2 separate regions of the Homo sapiens genome follow, and region 2 is linked to region 1. The links are chromatin loops, found by intact Hi-C in ENCODE. Cell type or tissue: gastrocnemius medialis. All regions are shown on one strand.

Region 1 (8,000 bases):
TGTTTTAGGGACAGCTGAAGCAAACATGATACAGGGCGGGGGGAGTCAGGATGTTCATAAGCGGAAGCTGTGCAAATGCAGCTGTTCATCTGGGATTTCCATATTTATTTAATTTTAAATCTCTTCCTGTTGGGATTGTTGAACAAGCCATTACACTAATGGATGTAACCACAGGCTTGCACGGTAAAGCACCAGTTCACCACTTAGAGTGGACACTACACGCAATAAGCTCTATAATTTTTTTGAACTTTTAATTGAAATATAACATAATGCAGGAAAGCACACAAATCATTCAGCATCCAGCCCAATACATTTTCATGAAACAAACACACCCATGTAACCCTCATCAGCATCAGAAGAAGGAACATTACCAAGGCCTCCCAGGCAACCTCCTCATGTCCCCTTCCAGTCTCTAACACCCCAAAGAAAATCACTCTCCTGACTTCTAACATTTAGATTTGTTCCTCTTGTCTTGAGCTTTAAATCAATGGAACTATTCAGTTAGCACTCTTATTGTACCTGGTTTCTTTCACTCAATATTGTCTTTCTGAGATTTATCCATATTGTCTCTATTACTTGGAGTCTGTTCTCTCTCAGTATCTGCGTAGTATTTATTGCGTGAGGATAGCACAACTTATCCACTCTAGCATTGATGGACATTTGGGTCATTTCCACTTTAAAGCCATTATGAATAAAGCTGCTATGAACACTCTTATACTTTTTTTTTGCTGAACATATGTACATACTTCTTTTCAGAAGATACCTAAAAGTGAAATAATTGGCTCATAGAGTTTGCATATGCTCAGCTTTAGAAGATACTGCCAGTTTTCCAAGCCCATTTTTTTTAAAGTTTAAAACGCACAAATAATACAATCTAGAAAAGCTAGAAAATATCAATTAATATGTATACATAAGTAATAAAACTATCCATAATTACCCCAGGCAGGAATAGCCCCTATTTTGGCAGCTCAACTTGCAACAATTTTCTATGCATTCATGGATCCACGTGTATTTTTTACAGAAAAAAAACATTCCGTATAGACTACTTGCTTTTTTATTTAGCAAAAGATTATGAGCATCTTTCACAGCCTCAATAAATGTACAGCTATATGTGACTTCATTTCTTTCAACTCTTTAGTATAAAAATGTTCAAATATCTACAAAGGCAGACAATAATATAACAAATGGGCCAGGTGCGGTGGCTCATGCCTGTAATCCCAGCACTTTGGGAGGCAGAGAGGGGGTGGATCGCCTTGAGCCCAGAAGTTCGAGACCAGCCTGGGCAACATGGCGAAACCACGTCTCTATGAAAAAGAATAATATAACAAACTCCTATGCACCCATTGCTCAGATCAATAATCATATCATAGCCAATCTGATTTCATTTATGCATTATCCTCTCTCTCATTATTTTGAAGCATTATATCATTTTATCTGTAAATATTTTAAACAACTATTTAGAGAAGATAAGGACTGTTTAAAACCATAACGAAAATAACATTATTATATCTGAAAAAAGTCTTTACTATCCAATATCCACACAAACATAATAACTATCTTTGCATGGATGCATTCTATTTCATTGTAAGAATGTAGCATTATTTACCTAACCAGTTTAAATTTTTAAGCATGCAGCTTTAAGACTCTCAATACTTAACTGAAGTTGTCTAAATTTACACGGTGCTTCCATTGCTGACAACTTCATAAATGCCTGAAACAAAATAAACTTTTCTCATAAGAAATGAAAGAAAAGCCAGAAATACGGTGTAAAGAGGCTGAAAGTACTTCAGACGTGACTTTTTGCTCTTCTGACTTTAGCGTAGTCATCAGCAGCAAGTAAGCAGTTTATGGAAAGCAAAATGAAAAGAGACAGTGTTCATGAAAGTAACTCTCCCCCTAAATTTACTGGCAATGCCCAGCTGAGCCACACAGACAGTGCCAACGTGCATCAGGAATATCACTTTCTACCTGTAGGATTCTTTATTTAAAGTCTTTGTCCTACTCAGTAACATCCTAGGCTCAGCCTTTTCTTTAATACCAGCAACTTCATTAATGATTGTTCTGATGGCTTTTACTCCATTGAGCTAATTGCCAATGTCTCCAATCTATTTGCCTTTTTCAATACAGATGGAAACTTCTATTTTTCCTGAAAAGACTGTAGCCTTTGAATACTTCTTTGTCTGGGTCTTCTCTGTCATATTAACTGATATTTTGCAGTCATGATTTTGCTTAAAAGTAAAATAAAATAAAGTTATATTAAAAAGCCAGAAATCTCACAAGCTCACCAAGCTAACCTCAGAACACCTGTATAGTTCTCAGGAGTAACAACTGGGATGCTAGACGGGAAATGGCCTTGCAGCCCACTGTGGGGAAAGGGACGTGTCTGTCACTTTTCCAACCCGCAACCTACAAGAGTTCAAAGTCATGATAATAATAATAATAAAACAGCAGGCAGTTTAAACCCCATTGTTTCCAAATTATTGCTTACAAATATATTTCAACAGGTATTAATTTCCTCACGGCTCTATTCCAAAGTGTATGAAAACAAAAACTGTCTTTAAAACCAGCTTCCCAATCACCTACCTGATTTAATGTATTCACAGGCAATAGAACAAAACATGGCTTTTGGAGCCAGCATGAATCCTGGCTCTACCACCTACTAGCTTTTTGAGTATGGATGAGTTACCTAATCTCTCTGAGTCTCACTGCCCTCATCTATGAAATGGGGACAATAATAAAGTCTGCCTCACAGGGTTGTGAATTAAATGAGTTAACATGCACATACCTGGCACACAGATGACATAAGTGTTACACACAGGCACACATACACACACACATACACCAATATCTCTGAAGGCTCAATTCCAGCTGCTTAACTATGCCATCAGGACTCTGTCCACTCTGCAGGTGAGATTTTCTTATTATCTGTGCAGGGACCCAAAGTTGTCTCATTCCTGTCTGATGGGAAAATCAGATGCCAGAAAGCATACAGCTAAGAAACTTAAGGTTCTATAGTTTGTTGTTTGCCTTGAAAGACAAACAGCTAGATACTTTTCAGACATCGTTTTCAGGATAACGTTAGGTAACACAATGAAAGCGTTTAGAATAGAGTTGTCACAGTACGTGTTGGCTCTTGTCATCATCAGAGTTCTTCTTATTACTATTTATTAGAAGTAGAGCCAATGGCTTGAATCAATGGGAAAAGAAAAGGCTAGATAAGAGTTAATTCCTTTCCTTTCTCATAGTCTCGTCACTGGGAGAAAAGTGAATAAGAACATCATAAGGGCCATTTCTTTTGTAACATGAACTGAGCTACAAATTCAAGTCTCGCTTCTTTTATTTTTCCAGTTAGCCATAGGCCATTACGTGAATTATTCATGGGAAGTCTAGAGTCTCCCTCTAGGAGCCTCATCTTTCCCTTGAATTGTCTAATAAGCTGAAGTTTGTTATCCCACAGAAAGTTGGCGCTGTGTCCTCCACTGCCATTGCTTCTCATGGCCACAAGGTGGCGCTGTACAAAAACAGGTCCTCCAAGGTCTTAGAGACCACGCTGGCCACTCTTCTCTGACATCTCGCTGATCCACACCATCATCGCTCTCAGAACCCAGAGCGTTTGATTAAATACCTTCCCCCGGACAACCAGGCTACCTGGACAAGGGAGGCTACCTTTAGGAGCTATGGGATACCTTATCCCTGCTCGATCTAAGGGAAGTTGCTCTAATGTCTAACCAAAGTGATTTTCTGGCCCTTTCTTGCTGAAAAACTTACAGGAAGAGCAAAATGGCTTTTTTTTTTCTATTAGGTGCCCAGATATAGTACATAAAGCATTTTAATAGATGAACAGTGATGTGGAAGGCAATGTTTCCCCAAAGTGAAAATACCCTCAACCTCACCACAGCTGCACTTTACCATACAACTGGAATAGAAAGATCCCTTAAAAATATACCCGAACTTTATCTTCCCTAAATTTCCCATGAAAATGAGAACAAAGTCAATAAGAATGCCCTGAGGCCAGGCGCGGTGGCTCACGCCTTTAATCCCAGCAATTTGGGAGGCCGAGGTGGGTGGATCACTTGAGTCCAGGAGTTTGAGACCAGCCTGGTCAACATGGTGAAACCCCGTCTCTACTAAAAATACAAAAATTAGCCGGGTATGGTGGCACATGCCTGTAGTCCCAGCTACTCGGGAGGCTGAGGTGGGAGAATCGCTTGAACCCGGGATGCAGAGGTCGCAGTGAGCCGGGATCACACCACTGCACTCCAGCCTGAGTGACAGAGCGAGACTCCATCTCAAAAAAAAAAAAAAAAAAAAAAAGGAATGCTCTGAGAAGCATTTTTCTGCCCTGAGCTAAAAAAAAAAAAAAAATGCAGGACAACCAAATCAAGCAGGCTGCAAAGTGTTGAGAACAATTCTTCAACAAGTTCCCTTAGGTTGCATCTGAGGCAGACAGAGTTTGGGGGTCAGGAAATTCTGATGTCATCGTGCCTGCAGTGTCCCATTTTTTAAAAGTGAATGGCCTGACCCTTCAGCATCTATGACTATGTGTTAAGCTTTAGAAATTATTCAGGGTTGGATTAGCTTCGAAAGAGTGTTTCCTGGAATACTACTCAGCCATAAAAAGGAATGAATTAATGGCATCTGCAGCAACCTGGATGAGATTTGGGACTATTCTTCGAAGTGGAGTAACTCAGGAATGGAAAACCAAATATCGTGTGTTCTCAAGCTAAGCTATGAGGACGCAAAGGCATAAGAACGATACAATGGACTTTGGGGACTTGGAGGGATGGGGACGGGGGGTGAGGGACAAAAGACTACAAATATGGTGCAGTGTATACTGCTTAGGTGATGGATGCACCAAAATCTCACAGATCACCACTAAAGAACTTACTCATGTAACCAAACACGACCTGTACCCTAATAACTTATGGAAAAATTTAAAAATAATAAATAAATAGTGTTTCCTGACAGAATATGGGTGCAAAGTTAAAGAAACCAAATAGAGCATTGTTTTGCAAGACAGTCTCAAAAAAAAAGCTTACATAGGAGTCCATTAAATAAAGCCATATCTAAACAACTAGTTAAAACAGGAATCTGAATCTCTATCCTTGCTCTGAGACAGCTCAAAATGCACATTAACTGAAGAGCAATTCCTAAATCTCATGAACCTTTCCTGAAGGTCTACTATTACACAAGCACAAGGATTGGGTGGAGATGGGAGCAGTATATGTTCAGGGCAAGACTGCCCTTTTGCACAATTCCAGGGGGCATCATTCACAATATATGCTCAAGGGTGAATGTCGCCACAATTTGTAGAGTACAATGTCAATGATGCCCCTGGGGCCGTACAACTGAACAGCCCTTTATTGGTAGCTATACAAAGATAAAAATAAAAGCTTAAAGAGCTGGGATGGGGAGGTTACAGAAGGATGTGGGAGGAAGGATACAGGAAGAAAAAAAGGGAGAGGGAGAGGGAGGACGGGAGACAGAGAGAATGAATCACAGGCCAAATTATGAGTCAGAGTGTCTACGATGGTTCACTGGATATAGCTTTAAAAGCTGTGTGTGCCTGTGTGGATGTGTGTGTTTGGGTTCATTTACCTTTTACTTGCATGGCCCCTGTAAGTTTTTTGTTTTTGTTTTTTTTTAATTTGTACCCTTTGGATATTTTTGGTCTAGAAAAGATAATAGGCAATAATCAGATTTTTAAAAAGTCACAGGGAGTTGGTGGAGATATCCCAGACGGAGAAAGCAATCTGCACATGATTACAGGCAAGGACCTGGAAGGCTGGGTGCCTTCTACTAAGCTCCTGCTGTGAGTCAGGCACTGGGCTAGGATTGAGGTAAGGTCATCTCAAATGTGAGAAGAAGACGAGAGGCGATAGCTTAATCCTGGGGATCAGGCAGTTAAGGGAATAGCTTTCATACTGACACAGCTCAGCAAACTCTGGAAGAAAGGAAGAGAGCTGGCCCGTGGTCCTGGAAAGAGGTTTTACATCTGCTGGGATCCCTCTGAATATATCGCAGTGAGGACGAGTGTCAGGTAACCACCCCATGTCCAGGAGGCAATCAAAAGCCCTCTTTGCACGGTGACAGGCAAGACTCAAGTTGTAAACTCAAAAGGGAAGCTTTGACAACACCTCCTTGCAACTGCATTGCGCCTCAGACCCCTCCCACTTCCCCTTGTACTGATGCTTAGTGAAGGAGCCATTGTGAATTCCTAAGGAGTTGTGGGTCTCCAGCGAGCAGTCCCTGCCATCAATCAGGCAGAAGAACACCGATCGAACCATCACAGGCTGGTGGTCTTGTGCCTTATTCCATTGTCTGTTGTTTGTCCTGAAATTATAAACCAGGGGGTAATTTGGAAATTGTTGGTGTGCCCTGGAAAAAGCCTCTCTCCCTGCTAATGCATTTTTCTATATCCACAATGGCAGGTCCATAAGAGCAATCCCTCCCATTCCATTTAGTCATTAAGCACAATAGGTAATAACAGGGATGGCAGGGTGGAGCTTGCATTCTCGAAAAAAACATATTGAACCGGTTTATCTCAGAACTGAAAACTGACTGCTGAACAACTGCTATGCACAATACTTTGCTTCTGTTTTCTCATGTAGGGTAGCTGCCTGGGTGCTGACAGGTGGCAGGAAGTCACAGTGGCTAAGAAACTGGCTCCTGAGAATCGCCTGAACCCGGGAGGTGGAGGTTGCAGTGAGCTGAGATCGCGCCATTGCACTCCAGCATGGGCAACAAGTGAAACTCTGTCTCAAAAGAAAAAAAGAAAGAAAAGAAAGTGGCTACTGAGTCTAATAGAGGCAAACAGGCAAACTCATCGAGGCAGAGAGTATAAGAATGGTTGCCGGGGTGGGGTGGGGGAGGGATGGAGTGGAATGGGGACATGTTTGTCAAGGGTACACATTTTCACTTATGCAAGATAAATAAGTTCTGGAGCTCTAATGTACAGCATGATGCCTATAGTAACAATACTTTACTGTATACTTGACATTTGCTTAGCAGGTAGATCCTATGTTGTCTTATCACCAAAAAAAAAAAAGGTAACAATGACAGCTGATGGATATATTAATTATCTTGATTGTGGAGATAATGTCACAAGGTATACACATATGAAATCGTCAAGTGGTATATCTTAAATATAAACAAATTTATTTTAAAGAGGCGATGACTCCAGGATTCAGACAGACCGAAATCCAAATCCTGGCATTGCCACCTTCTCATAGTGTGACTTTGGGCAAGTGGCTTCAATCCGTGAGCCTCAGTTTCTCCATCTTTGAAATGATAGTGTCTACCTGTAGGGCTCTTGTAGGAATTACATGATGTAACCCATGTGAGGCTTCAGAGACCTGCCTGACACACAGAGAGTGAGCTAGAAACAGTAACTATCAAGAGCATGATTTTCCAAGCCTGAGCTTTCCCCAGGGCTTTTGCCCTCGAAGATATTTAGCTTCTTCTACACCCCTCTAAGACATAATTTGCTTCTAAATATGATGGGGTAAATAGACAAGAATGGCGGTGGGGAGGGGAGGGGGTCTGGAAGAGGCGCATTAGGTTCCTTAGCAAGGCAGACTTGGCAATATTCTCTTTCCAGTGAGCTTCAGAACTCTTAATAGCAGTTGCCTAGAAACCAGAGCTGTGGTGGGCTTCTGCTGCCTTCCAGAAATCACCCTAATTGGGATGCATATAGAACTGTTTGTTGACACTTGGCAGGTTTTTATCCCTCTTCTTCCAGAAGAAATGCAGTCCTCTTACACAGCGTTACACAAACGCTGACTCACATTAATTAAACAGAAGCCCTGAGCCAAGGCACCTTTTAACCACATAGAAGTCAGGCGGTGGGGATTGCAGCCTGGTCAGCATCCTCTAATCCATTGACCATTTTAGGTTGCTGTCACTGTGTTTCCAAGGTATGGGGTGACTTTTTGGGGGGCAGGCAGGATGCTGTGTGGCCTGAGGGTCTATGTGTATGTGTATGTATATGTGAACAGGTC
Region 2 (8,000 bases), 200 kb after region 1:
CTCACTGCAACCTCCACCTCCCGGGTTCAAGCGATTCTCCTGCTTCAGCTTCCTGAGTAGCTGGGATTACAGGTGTGCACCACCACACCTGGCTAATTTTTTGTATTTTTAGTAGAGACTGGGTTTCACCATGTTGGCCAGGCTGGTCTCGAACTCCTGACCTCAGGTGATCCACCCACCTCGGCCTCCCAAAGTGCTGGGATTACAGGTGTGAGCCACCACACCCAGCCTCCTCATAGCTTTTCAATTTCCCCGTGGTGTTGTCACTTTCATCCAGCTCCTTCTCTGACCAGTATTTATAGAGCACCTGCTCAACCACAGAAACTGGGCTGGTGGAAATTCCAGAATGTTTAAGAGAGACCCCTGAGAAGGTGGCAGTAGTCTAGTGGGGGGAACAGACACACACAAACAATGAGAAGGAAACATGAGAGTGCCCAGACAGAGGCATAAACAAAGTATTGTGCCATCACTTTGCAGGAGAACACACTGGCTGTACTAAAGGGAAGGAAGACAGTCCCTGTCCTACCATTCTTCGCAGTGCTGAGGCCAATAGGGCTACAGCTCTTGAAGTTGCCCTGTCTCTGCCCACAAGTTATGGGCAGAAACAGATGCAGATATAAAATCGCTGGCCTCAGCTCCTGGATCAGCAAATTACCTTTGGCCTACAGCAGGACAGCTGCATTCAGCAAAACAGCATGATGCACATATCTTGATACGTAACCCTAGATTCAGGCTTCTAAATATAAGAGACAGTTCTGGGCCACCAATTACCAAAAAAAAAAAAAAAAAAATCTTGTAAGATAACGTTCATACTCATGGGTTACAACCAATTCTTAAAAAATACTCACGAATATTGAATATTTAAGTCTGGGGAATTGCCCTATAAAAATATGTCCCTGCACCAAAACACTTTGAATTCTGGTTTGGACAAGCACAAAGAGAGGCAGGCATAAAGATGACTCAGGCATCACCTACACTTGCTGGAGAAGCCACAGAAAGAAGGAATTCCCTTTCCAATACATTCATTCATTCATTCCAGTAGACATCTATTTATCAGGGGTCAGGAGAGGGAAGTATGAAGTTGCCTCTGTGCATTGCCTGCATGAGGCATCAGAGAGTTTCATCTCGAGTACCTGTTCCAAACCTCGGGTGAGCAGCCAGTCAGACCTGCAATGACCCGGTCACGGCGTTCATCTCTCTTCCTGTCCCAGTGTAGAATTTCCCAGTTTGCACCCACACTGGTTCACTGATGCACCCAAGCTGTCTGCTCCTGGAACTGTGACCAAGTGTTTACTCCCCCAGGTCACGTGGAATCCCATGCATGGGGACTAGTTGTACTAGTTGTACTAGTTGGAGTGAAAGTATTGGGAGGAACTCATAAAAGGCCAAATTCTGCCTATATAGAAATGGCCTGATCACCCCCAAGAAAGAGGACCTAAAGCACGCCTAGAAGGGAAGGTAAATAAATATTTCTTGAGCCATTACCAAAGCTCATCTAAACAATTACAGTAGCTTTTTTTTTTTTTTGAGATGGAGTCTTGCTCTGTTGCCCAGGCTTGAGTACAGTGGCATGATCTTGGCTCACTGCAACCTCCGCCTCCCAGGTTCAAGCAATTCTTCTGCCTCAGCCTCCCGAGTAGCTGGGACTACAGGCTAGCACCACCATGCCCAGCTAATTTTTTGTATTTTTAGTAGAGACGGAGTTTTGCCATGTTGGCCGGGCTGGTCTCGAACTCCTGGCCTCAAGTGATCCGCCCACCTCGGCTTCCCAAAGTGCCAAGATTAAAGGCATGAGCCACGGCACCAGTCCTACAGTAGCTTTCTTACAGGGCTCTCTGGTATAACAACCATTACAAACTTAATGAGTTAAAACAACCCAAATTTATTATCTTGCAGTTCTGGAGGTCAGAAGTCTAAAACGGGTCTTGCTGGACCAAAATCAAGATGGCGGCAGGGTTGGATTCCTTTCTGGAAGTTCGTAGAGAGAATCCCTTTTCTTGCCTTTTCCACCTTCTAGAAGCTATCCACATGCCTTGACTCAGGGCCTCCTTCCATCTTCAACGGCAGCAAAGTCACCATTTACTTATTTATTATCTTCTTTATTATCTACCTCCTCCCCTTAAGATGCCTTTTTCACACTGCATCTCTTTTGTTCTGACTCCTTTTCCTCTCTCTTCCCCATTTAGGGACCCTTGTCATTACTTTGGGTCCACCTGGATGATCCAGAAAAATCTCCTTATTTTAAGGTCAGCTGATTAGCAACCTTAATTCCATCTGCTCCCTTAATTCCTCTTTACCATGTAACCCAACATATTCACAAGTTCCAGGTGTTTGTATGGGGATATCTTTTGGCGAGCATTATTCTGTCTACTACATCTTGCTTTGACATCCATTCGCTTAAAAAACACACACAGCAGCCAGGGTTATCTCACAACCTAGACTTAATCACATCATTCCTCTGCTGAAACCCAACCCACACACCCAGTGACCACCCACGGAATTAAAACTCAAACTTTCTTTTTTTTTGGAAGAGATGGGAGTCTTGCTATGTGGCCCAGGCTAGTCTCAAACTTCTGGCCTCAAGCAATCCTCCCACCTCTGCCTCCGAAAGTGCTGGGATTGTAGGTGTAAGCCACCATACCCAGCCTTTAAAATCCAAACTTTTTTTGTGTGTCCTTAAAAAGGTCTTTATTACTAAAAGCTGGAAGGTCAGTCTTTAACCCCCAATCACAAAATGCTACTTTGCCTCGACAAGCAGGCTTTTTAGTTGAGTTGGTGTCTCTTTTGTAGTTAAGACAAGCATTTGCCCTTGTTGACCAGTGATCAGGAATCCGTTCTTGTAATTTTGCCCTTTCATCCTTGATAGGTGAAATCAGTACCTTTTCCACAACTTTGTTTATTCTTCATTTTTTTTGTCTTCGGAGTAAAAGACCAAGGGACATTAACAAGTTGATGGTCCCCTAGATATGGGCTCTAGTGCCAGCGAGTCTGTTCTCTTCTTCAGTGTCAAAAGGACTGCTCATTCTGGAGCATCTACTCTTCTGGACTAAAATCCAAACTTTTTTTTATTTTTTAACTTCAAGTTCTGGGATACATGTGCAGAACGTGGAGGTTTGTTACGTAGGTATATGTGTGCCATGGTGGTTTGCTGCACCTATCAACCTATTATCTAGGTTTTAAGCCCTGCATGCATTAAGCATTTATCCTAATGCTCTCCCTCCCTTTGCCCCCCACCCCCCCGACAGGCCCCAGTGTGTTATGTTCCCCTCCCTGTGTCCATGTGTTCTCATTGTTCAACTCCCACTTATGAGTGAGAACATGCGGTGTTTTAAAATCCAAACTTTTAATGATACCCCGCAAAGCCCTACATGATCAGACCCTTGGCTGCCTCTCAGATCTCATCTTCTACCTCGCCCCCACTCTACTCAGCTGCAGCCACACACTGGCCCCAAACATGACAAGATCATTCTGGTCTCAAGGCCTTATGTGTGCTGTTTCCTCCATTCATAACACCATTCTCCAGATTTTCACATAGCTGGTCCTTTCTTCCCCATGCCCTAGGTCACAGTTTCTCAGAGAGGATCAACCTAACCCCCATCTCTAAGGCAACCACCCCACCCCTCATCACTTGCTATTACACCACCCTGTTTTACTTCCTCCATGGGGTTTGCCACCACTAACAATATTTTTATTTAACTGTTTACTTATTTATTATCTTCTTTATTATCTATCTCCTCCCCCTAGGATGTTGACCTTGTGAGGGCAGAGACCTTGTCTGTTCTGTTCACTGATGTGTCCCCAGCATCTAGACTAGGGCTTGGCCCATGGCAGATACTCTATAGCTATTTGCTGAATGAGTGAAAGGTTCTTTTCCCCATGTGCCCTTCCTCCTGGCTAATGTCCACTCCTTTATCTCAGATTAAGTGCCTCTTGTTCAGAGGTGCCTTCTCTGATATGCCAACGTTTCAAGAACATGAGGGTCTCCCTTTTGCATGCTCACACTTCCCCGTGGTTTCACTCAAGGTCATATCACAATGGTAGTTAGATGCAGTTTGCACAATTACCATTTAATATCTGTCTTTCCCAGCAGATCATGAGCCCCCATGAGGGCAGGGACCATGTTCATCTTGTTCACCTCTGTCTTCCTGGTCCCTAGCTTGGTACCTGGCACATAAGTTTCCAATAGTTATTTAATGAATGAATGAATTAATTAATTAATTAATGAGGTAGAGAGAAATGGAAGAAGAAAACTGAGTCAAAGCTTCCTCCATCATCATAGCTTTATTTTTACATTGTTATCTGACAAGATTTAAACTTGAATTTTAAAGCAAGATGAAGCTAACCAAGGTATTGGCTGTAAATCCTGTCTCAAAACTTTCTCACATATTCCTTATCGTGATGGTTTAGAAAAAGGAAGAAATGAAAATCGACTTATACCAAAAAATAATTTCAAGAAGATAGAGACCCGGCTGGGCGCGGTGGCTCATGCCTGTAATCCCAGCACTTTGGGAGGCCGAGGTAGGAGGATCACCTGAGGTCAGAACTTCGAGAACAGCCTGGCCAACATGGTGAAACCCAATGTCTACTAAAAATACAAAAATTAGCCGAGAGTGGTGGTGCATGCTTGTAATCTCAGCTACTCGGGAAGCTGAGGCAGGAGAATCTCCTGAACCCAGGTGGCGGAGGTTGCAGTGAGCCGAGATTGTGCCACTGCACTCCAGCCTGGGCCACAAGAGCAAAACTCTGTCTCAAAAAAACAGAAGAAAAGAAAAAGAAAAGGAGAAGAGAAAAGAAGAGAAAAAGAAAAGATAGAGACCCAAATGAACCCCAGCCTCCTTTGTGCCTGGGATGCCCCCTAGTGGAAAAAATGGAGAAAGACAATTTAGAGTGTTCCCTAACAATTTGACAAATATCGTATTTCTTTGCTTTTTATACTCTCTGAGTTAGTGTAGGATCCAGAAACAAACTGGAAGAAAATCACACAGCTTTGATGAAGCAAAGAAGCAAGATGTTCTAGAGTAATAAACTTTCAGTAAAACAAAAACTGAGCAACTGTTGCTTTGGAACCAGATTTTTGGCTGATCTCTGATGGTAATTTTTGGGCTATCTCACTCTAAGACTTATTTCTGATATGGAACTTTTCAAAAATGATGTAGATTCAATTAGTCACACCTCTGTTCCTTAGAAATTCAAGGTGGATAAGATCATCAAATGCCAACACTGGCTCAGCGGGGCTTGTTCTTCAGTCTCTATATTCTACAATTCTAAACTTAGCTCTTCTGTCCCACGGTAGTTGTTTAACTATTAAAAAAAAAAAAAAAAAAAAAGGGCCGGGCGCGTTGGCTCACGCCTGTAATCCCAGCACTTTGGGAGGCCGAGGTGAGCGGATCACGAGGTAAGGAGATCAAGACCACCCTGGCTAACACGTTGAAACCCCGTCTCTACTAAAAATACAAAAAATTAGCCGGGCGCGGTGGCGGGCGCCTGTACTCCCAGCTACTCAGGAGGCTGAGGCAGGAGAATGGCGTGAACCCGGGAGGCGGAGTTTGCAGTGAGCAGAGATGGCGCCACTGCACTCCAGCCTGGGCAATAGAGCAAGACTCCATCTCAAAAAAAAAAAAAAAAGTGGGTAACTATAATAACAAACATTATGGCTTGCTATTTGCCAGACATTCTGCTAAACCTTTGACATGATCTCTCATTTGATCATTATTAACAACCCTAGATATAAATACCATTAACTTCTCTTTGCATCTGAGGAAACTGAGTCATGGAAGAGTTAAATAATTTGTCTGAGGCACAACTGCTGAATGTTGGGCCATTTGATTTTAAAATCCATGATCTTAATCATTACACTCAATTAACTCCCATAAATGATAAACTAACTCTCAGAGTTTAGTTCATAACTAAGCAAAAATAACAGAACTACTTTCTACGCATAACAGCGTGCAATGACCTAATAGCCTATTACCCATTGTCCCTAATTCGTTGCAAACTTGACATAAATTTCTGTGAGATGAACTTTTACGGCCGATTTGCATTAATTATAACACATTCCTTTTGGGATTGCTTATTTGATTTTGTTGTTGTTGTTGTTGTTGTTGTTGTTTTTGAGACGGAGTCTCGCTCTGTTGCCCAGGCTGGGGTGCAGTGGCACAATCTCAGCTCACTGCAACCTTCACCCCCCAGATTCAAGTGATTCTCCTGCCTCAGCCTCCCCAGTAGCTGGGATTACAGGCATGAGCCACCACACCCAGCTAATTTTTGTATTTTTAGTAGCCATCGGGTTTTGCCATGTTGGCCAGGCTGGTCTTGAACTCCTGAACTCAAGTGATCTCCCCACTTTGACCTCCTAAAGTGCTGGGATTACAGGCACAAGCCACTGCTCCCGGCCTGCTTATTCGATATTTAAGAAGCTCTGAGGTCTCACTTCAATGTCTAAGATATATTTTCTATGCACAATAATTAATATACACAGGAAAGAAAAAACAGCTACATTTCTACTGTTGAAGGATATGAGTCCATCCGAGTATACGATTTAGGATGCTTTGGGTTGTAAGCAACAGAAAATCCAACTGGCTTTAATAAGGGCAGTTACCAGTTCTCACAATGGAAAATTTCAGATAGAAGACAAACTTCAAGGTTGGTTTGATTCTGCACATCACAAATTTAATAGGCTATGGCTCTGTTTCCCTTTGATTTTCTCAGCTTTGTCCACCTTTGTGTATTCTTTGACCTCAAACTGGTTTCTCTCATGGGAGTAGCTCTTCAGGCTACAAACTTCCTCATCAATGTCCTGAGAGAAGGAAGGCCTCTCTACCCTAAACCTTCAGACAAAAGCCCCACTGTATTCTTACTGTAACAGTTAGGTCATACAACCATTCCTGAACCCAGTGCTCCAGTCTGGGTTATGTGACCATTCCGAAAAAAACTGCAGCAAGAAGGGTAGGATTGTCCAGTCAGGACCTGCCTTAAGAATTGCTCAGTAGGCCAGGTGCAGTGGCTCACACCTATAATCCCAGCACTTTGGGAGGCAGAGGTGGGTGGATCATGAGGTTAGGCGGTCAAGACCATCCTGGCCAACATGGTGAAACCCCGTCTCTACTAAATATACAAAAAAAAAAAAAAATTAGCTGGATGTGGTGGCACATGCCTGTAATCCCAGCTACTCGGGAGGCTGAGGCAGGAAAATCACCTGAACCAGGGAGTCGGAGGTTGCAGTGAGCCGAGATCATTCCACTGCAGTCCAGCCTGGCGACAGAGTGAGACTCCGTCTCAAAAAAAAAAAAAAAAAAAAAAAAGAATTGCTCAGTAAACAGTAGCTCTTAGAAATTTTTATTCTAATAAATGAAAATTTCTGTACCCAAGTAAAGTATAAGTAGAATGACTAATAATGAAAAGTTAGTCCACCTCACTCATAAATCAACAAAAGCATAGGAAACCAATGGCATACAACTTTTATTAATCAGACTACCAAAAAAATTTAAAAATTAATAATGCTTAGTGTTGAGGAGGATGTGAGAAACAGATATCACAAACATCATTGCTGCAACACTTTTGGAGAGAAATTTGGCAATTTCTAGCAAAAGTGTAAAGGTATGTACCCTTGGACCTAGTGATTCCATATTAGAAATTATTCCCACTATTTTACTCAGAAAACTATGATATGTGAGCTAGGATATGTGAATCAGTCACATTGTATGGATATACCAAGGCAGTGTTATGTGTGAAAGTTTAAAATGAGAAGCAAAAATGTCCATCAATAGAGACTAATTAGATTTCTGGATTTTAGTAGTGGAGGAGTAACTTATATTGGGCAAATTCCATTGCCTAGTACAGCTACAAACTCTGAACAAAACATTTTTACAAATTAAAGACACCTGAGAACAACTAAAAACTGGAGGGTCAGTAAGAATCCTCATAAAATGGGAATCATCCACATTTACCCGGCTTTTCCTCTGAAGGGTCACCCAGTCTGCATAGCACACAGAGAACAGAGC

What was found. A loop is a pair of places that touch in the nucleus more often than their neighbours do. Peaks named below come from ENCODE experiments on the same cell type or tissue, not always from the same donor. Only the 100,000 strongest peaks of a DNase experiment are listed, where the experiment ranks them.
Region 2: it touches region 1 in a loop (6-fold over the local background); 28 of 110 quality-filtered maps call a loop at or near these places.

The regions. Positions count from the first base shown.
Region 1 is chr12:119,441,143-119,449,142 of GRCh38, forward strand. The region is part of intron 2 of CCDC60 (coiled-coil domain containing 60); the gene reads left to right. The region is part of intron 2 of PRKAB1-AS1 (PRKAB1, TMEM233 and CCDC60 antisense RNA 1); the gene reads right to left. Among named protein-coding and RNA genes, the nearest start is that of CCDC60, 110 kb to the left of the region's middle. In gastrocnemius medialis, CTCF peaks have their summits at 3,504 (motif pointing right) and 3,705; no DNase peak of the experiment used is centred here.
Region 2 is chr12:119,644,549-119,652,548 of GRCh38, forward strand. The region is part of intron 1 of PRKAB1-AS1 (PRKAB1, TMEM233 and CCDC60 antisense RNA 1); the gene reads right to left. It also overlaps a transcript of TMEM233 not described here. Among named protein-coding and RNA genes, the nearest start is that of PRKAB1-AS1, 20 kb to the right of the region's middle. In gastrocnemius medialis, CTCF peaks have their summits at 4,851 (motif pointing left) and 5,050; DNase peaks (open chromatin) are centred at 583 and 1,173; H3K27ac peaks cover 3,778 bases.